Regions from separate parts of the Homo sapiens genome. Here region 1 is linked to region 2. A link is a contact called in ENCODE Hi-C or POLR2A ChIA-PET data. All regions are on one chromosome and are shown on one strand. Each heading gives the region's core, a stretch centred on a gene start or an enhancer-like site at or near the end of the contact. The rest is flanking DNA. Distances are from core to core; before and after follow the strand shown. Region 1 overlaps PLXDC2 (plexin domain containing 2). Region 2 overlaps PLXDC2 (plexin domain containing 2).

Region 1 (2,700 bases), core at 117-2,616, 49 kb before region 2:
ACCACTTACTTAAAGACCAACCTGTGTAAGGCAGTGGCATCAATACAAACTAAGGAAGCTTGGGATTAGACTAAGCTAAAAAGGAAATATTCTATACCTTTGTGGAGGAGAAACCCTCTGCTTCTTCTTAATTCCCCATGGTATGACTCAAGTTTACTGCTGAAAATCAAAATGGCTAACGAAAGCCATTTTAAAATACTATGACACCCAGAAAAAGCCACAGTTCGTTTTATATATCTTCTCTAATATGTGGGAGATGACAGGGCAATTTGAAGCTGAAAAGTGTTAGTGGAAAAAAGACACAAAATGATTTATTTTGGCAATAAAAACAAATTAAGTTGTGAAAACTATGCAATGCAACCAATACAACAGAAATACCTTAAACCATATGAGCTTCAATTAACTGTCGGGGGTAAGGATAGCTTATTGATGGATTAAATAATCCAAATGCCAATGAGCACATTATACATTAAAGGAGTTTGCCTAGAATTGACTACTATAGTTATCCAAAGACTTTCTTTGGGAATTCTATCATTCACAGAAAAAAATTATTTTACTTCAGCTAGACTCAAGATCGTATTTACTAATGGAATTTGCAACCTTAATGTTTCTTTAAATGTTTATGCTCTTTTCCAAGAAAATACATTTTTTAAATCCACGAGATGGCAATAAGCTTTTATTTTATTTTATTTTTGTATACTGGTACATGGTTGTAGTTCAGATACTTAGGAGGCTGAGACAGGAGGATCACTTGGGCCCAGGAGTTTGAGGCTGCAATGAGCTACAATGGCATAATCTCATGCCAGCCTGGGTGACAGAGTGAGACTCTATCTCTTTAAAAAAAAAAATCAAGAGTCTGATAAAAAAAAATATGTGATGCCCATATGATATTTTCCAAATATTTATATTCCACATATGTTATAGCCAATAATTTGTAAAAAGTACATTTATAGCTTATAGAACAGTCATTCTTACTTATTTTCAATGACTTGACAAATTCTTTCTTGCTCAAGCCCAGTCTAAATGTCTTTACTATGCATATTCTCAAAATTCATCAGGGTTGATCATTATGGGACATATTGTGGCAATGCTGCTGGAAGCTGCTTAAAGCCTCACCAAGGCACTTACTTTCTGGCATTTTGTTAAGTAGGACATGCTACTCCATTGATGCAAAACCCATGTTGAGGACCAAATAAGAGGGAAGGAAAACTCATTAAAGCTTTAAAGAATATACTTCAAGCACTGAAATAATTAAGGGACAGACTAAGCTATTATAAAAAGGCCCCGAATAGTGGCTCAATGAAGTTACAAGTTTATTTTTCTCTCCAGAGGCAGGCAGGCGGCCAGGCCGAGAGAGTAGTTTTGCTCCATTAGGTCATTCGGGAACGCCGGTGCCATCTACTTCATCGATCCACTAGGGCATGGCCCTTGGATACATACTTGAGGCTGGGTTATCAGGTCCACATTCCAGCCCACACGGAAAGGAAGCAATCTTTTACTTTTTAAAGTAAAAGTAAGAGAGATTTTGCACACATCATTTCTACTCATAATGGGCAAAAACTTAGTCACATAGTCATATCTAGATGCATGGGTGTATGAGAAAATACTTCATAAGCTAATAAGCCATGTGCCCAACTAAGAATTGTATTACCCTGGAAGAAAGGGAGACTGAGTTATGGGGGCGAAGAACAATCTATGGAGTTGGATTTGAATACAAACTAATAGAAATAATGTTGACCTAGAAAAACTTTGTCAAGTCCCAGTTTGCTACAGTTATATCATCTAATTCTCTCTCTCCCTCTCTCCCCTCCCTCTCTCTCTTTCTCATTCTATCTCCCTTCAACTCCCCTCCCTCTCTCTCCTCATTCTATCTCACTTCACTTTCCCTCCCTTATTTTACTGATCTAAAAAATAAATAGCTTTTATCAGAATATCACTAGTGTTATTTTACCACCACAGAATTCAGTGATCAATTTATATTCGGTGAAATGCAAACAACTTATTGAGGTCATCTTCAAATCTTTAATTGAATTTTCATTTTAGATAGAATCACATATTTTCTAACCTTCTTTCAATGTGGGCAATCTATGGCTAATATTAATTACCAGAAGATCAGATACGTTTTTGTACGAGTTTTTTTAAGTACCTGCAATGTAATTTGTAATAACACCTATGAAACATCTGAGTTTAACAACTTTAAGCTAGCCAAAAGATAATATTTAACCTGACAACAGTTACAGTTGTTAGAAACAGAAATGCTTTTATCTGCTATGCAACATTGTCATAACTCAAAAATCTATGAAACACTGTGAAATTAAATTGAAAAACACTGATATACAGAGTTCCTATCACTAGACACATACAGGAGTGATTCTGTCATAACTACTCAGATGTAGTGATACTTTGTTTCTCTCTCTCTCTCTCTCTCTTTTTTTTTTTTTTTTTTTTTTTTGAGATGGAATCTCACTCTGTTGTCCAGGCTGGAATGCAGTGGCACAATCTCAGCTCACTGTAACCTCTGCCTCCAGGGTTCAAGTGATTCTCCTGCCTCAGCCTCCTGAGTAGCTGGGACTACAGGCATGCACCACCACGCCCGGCTAATTGCTTTGTTTCCTCTCTAAAAATTGGCTTTTAAAATCTTTTCCTTTCTTAGAGGAAGATATACATGCAGCATAATGTGGGTTGAGAAACCAAAATCAC
Region 2 (2,700 bases), core at 125-2,624:
AGAAGCAAATTAACAGATTTTAATATTTTATCAGACAATTCAAGTTGTGGGTTACAAATTAGAGAGGATTAAAATCTTGTCCTTTCACAGCCTTTGAAATGTTATTCAGATTTACAAAGCTCAGAAATTTAAAACTACTCTTGATAACACCGATTAAAGTATCCCTTTCTCTGTTCTTGCTAGCTTAGTATATGACTGGACAATTTGTAAATCATCCTTTGTAAATGAGTTCTCAGTTCTTCACAAATATATATGACAAATTATCTTACTTTGCAGTCACTCCATCTCTACCTTCTCTGTACATTTTGACTTTTTTTTTAAATTTTTACTTTTGATATGGAGTCTCACTCTGTTGCCTAGGCTGGAGTGCAGTGGCATGATCTCGGCTCACTGCAACCTCCACCTTTTGGGTTCCAGTGATTCTCATGCCACAGCCTCCGAGTAGCTGGGACTACAGGTGCCCGCCACCACGTCTGGCTAATTTTTTGTATTTTTAGTAGAGGCCTTCCAAAGTGCTGAGATTATAGGCATGAGCCCCCGTGCCTGGCCTGTCGTTGATACTTTAACCCAGGACATCACATTACAGAAATTGTAACTTAGAAATTTTGCTCAAAGAAACATGTGGTAAGAAAGTATCAACAAAACTCTTTGCATGAGTGATAAACCTGAACAAACACAGCACCATTTATAAAAGTGGAACGCTAACAAGCATCCTACAGCAAATTTTCAGAGAGCTTCCTATGCTTGGAGCTAGGGAGGCACTGGAGAATGAGTCACAGAAGGCAGTTTATAGTCAAATGCAGGCACAAGTAATTACTATTGATGATCAGTGAAACGATAAAGACATCAAGGCTAAGTGGAGATCTGAAGGACAAAAAGCCAAAAAAAAAAAAAAAAAAAAAAAAAGAGGAAAGCGTGCACCAAAAAGAGGTAAAAGCACGTGCACAATTTCAGAACAGAGACAATGTACGGGGATCCTGGGGAAGGACAGAAAGTGCTGAACTTGAACCTGAAGAGGTCAAACAGGACCAGATACCTTCAGCATGAGAGCAACGGAAAGGCACAGGAGTGGTTCCAACAGAGGAGGGACACAGTCAGATTTGCATTTTAGAAAGATCTTTCTGGCTGTGGAATGAAGAATGGGTTCCAGCAGGGCAACTTTGGAGGTAAGGTGGGAAGCCTTTGCAGTCAGCCAGGCTAGAAAGGCCAGGCCTGTTGAAGACAGAACAATAGAACTGGGGGCTGGAGAAAAGCCATCTGAAGTCAAACAAAAGTCCTTGGCTTAAAAAAAAAATCAGCTTCTTATTGGCCATGCCTATTTTCAAACACCTCTTCTAAAAACAGCTTGACAAAACTGAGATTGCACCAATCTGGCTTCCTGCATGGAGCTGTTTTGCAATGTCCAGACAATGAGACTGTCATGTGCAGAATGACTTTAAATCTTGCTTGTTTTTAAAAATATCTGAAATGAACAACAGATGTTAAAAAGATAAAGAAGGCTAAACAACCAAGAAATAAAACAAGCTGCCTGGCTTTTCCATGTACTCCTGATTAAAAAATACTCAGATCACCAAGCCTGACTTCAGAGCCGTAGCCAGTCATGGACTGTGCTGAGCTGGAGGTGGAGTTCACATTTTCAAATCAAACAACAAAATTGTACCCCTCTCCTTTGCAAATGCCTGTAGTCTAAATAAAATAATAAATTCTATTGTCTATGGAGGGGTAGCAACTTGCAAACTGTACTCTCATTCAAAGTAAATCTCCAATGGGATCGAAATGAATCAGCTAGTGAGCCATTGTTAAGGAGGATCCTAAAGCTTGGAGATTTTACCTTTCTTTCCAAAGCTGTTTCTTAGGATGCAGCAAACTTAAGACAAAGTCTTGATTGGAGCGTTGCTGGTCCAGAGATAAGATGCGAAGAGGCACATTGCGAAAATATCATCATGTCCATGTGTTATTTGAGTTGAGCTCACTCCTCCATCGTGATAGTTCCTAAGAAGCCAGGTATTAACATTTCCTTCCCTTAACTGAGTTGTTCATTTTAATTAAACTATCATTCCCCATTTGTTTCCTAGGAAACAATTAGATGTATGGTTAGTCTGATGATGTGATAAGAAAACCTCCCCAGCTCTCCATCTGGAAATTTCATTTCAACTAAAAAAGGTCACAGTCAAATAGTCACTATTAACAATTTGTTATGATGGCTGGGCGCGGTGGCTCATGTCTGTAATCCCAGCACTTTGGGAGGCCAAAATGGGTGGATCACTTGAGGTCAGGAGTTGGAGACCAGCTTGGCCAACATGGTGAAACCCCATCTCTACTAAAAATACACAAATTAGCCGGGTGTGGTGGCGCGCCTGTAGTTGCAGCTATTTGGGAGACTGAGGCAGGAAAATCACTTGAACCCGGGAGGTGGAGGTTGCAGTGAGCCAAGATCGTGCCACTGCACTCCAGCCTGGGCAACAAAGTGAGACTCTGTCTTAAAAAAAAAAAAAAGAAAAAGAAAAAGAAAATTGTTATGAAGCCCTGTGGTACTTGTTCTGGCCATTGGATGTTGTAGAAAAGAAATTACGTAGTCTCCCAGTTGTTTAGAAATTGAATTATTTACAAAATGACCCAGAGACTTCATAAGATTGCAATCAAAAGCCCAAGAGTTTGTAGCAAAATCTGAAATGTTTATTCTAAAATGGCTCTGGAAAA

What was found. Hi-C counts contacts between places; a loop is a spot of excess contacts on that map. ChIA-PET counts read pairs that join two places held with the same protein, here RNA polymerase II (POLR2A).
Region 1: a map of heart right ventricle shows a loop between it and region 2 (2.1-fold over the local background). The contact joins two enhancer-like sites. A Hi-C loop is called at or near these places in 1 of 168 maps with a recorded cell type or tissue (heart right ventricle). POLR2A ChIA-PET finds 5 or more read pairs at or near these places in 1 of 52 experiments (activated CD4-positive, alpha-beta T cell).

Annotation. Positions count from the first base shown.
Region 1 is chr10:19,876,354-19,879,053 of GRCh38, reverse strand. All of the region lies in intron 1 of PLXDC2 (plexin domain containing 2), which reads right to left. Among named protein-coding and RNA genes, the nearest start is that of PLXDC2, 61 kb to the right of the region's middle. Within about 2 kb of position 1,366, at least 2 of the 41 ENCODE cell types and tissues checked have a DNase peak (open chromatin) inside an H3K27ac peak, as active enhancers do.
Region 2 is chr10:19,827,361-19,830,060 of GRCh38, reverse strand. All of the region lies in intron 1 of PLXDC2 (plexin domain containing 2), which reads right to left. Among named protein-coding and RNA genes, the nearest start is that of PLXDC2, 12 kb to the right of the region's middle. Within about 2 kb of position 1,374, at least 4 of the 41 ENCODE cell types and tissues checked have a DNase peak (open chromatin) inside an H3K27ac peak, as active enhancers do.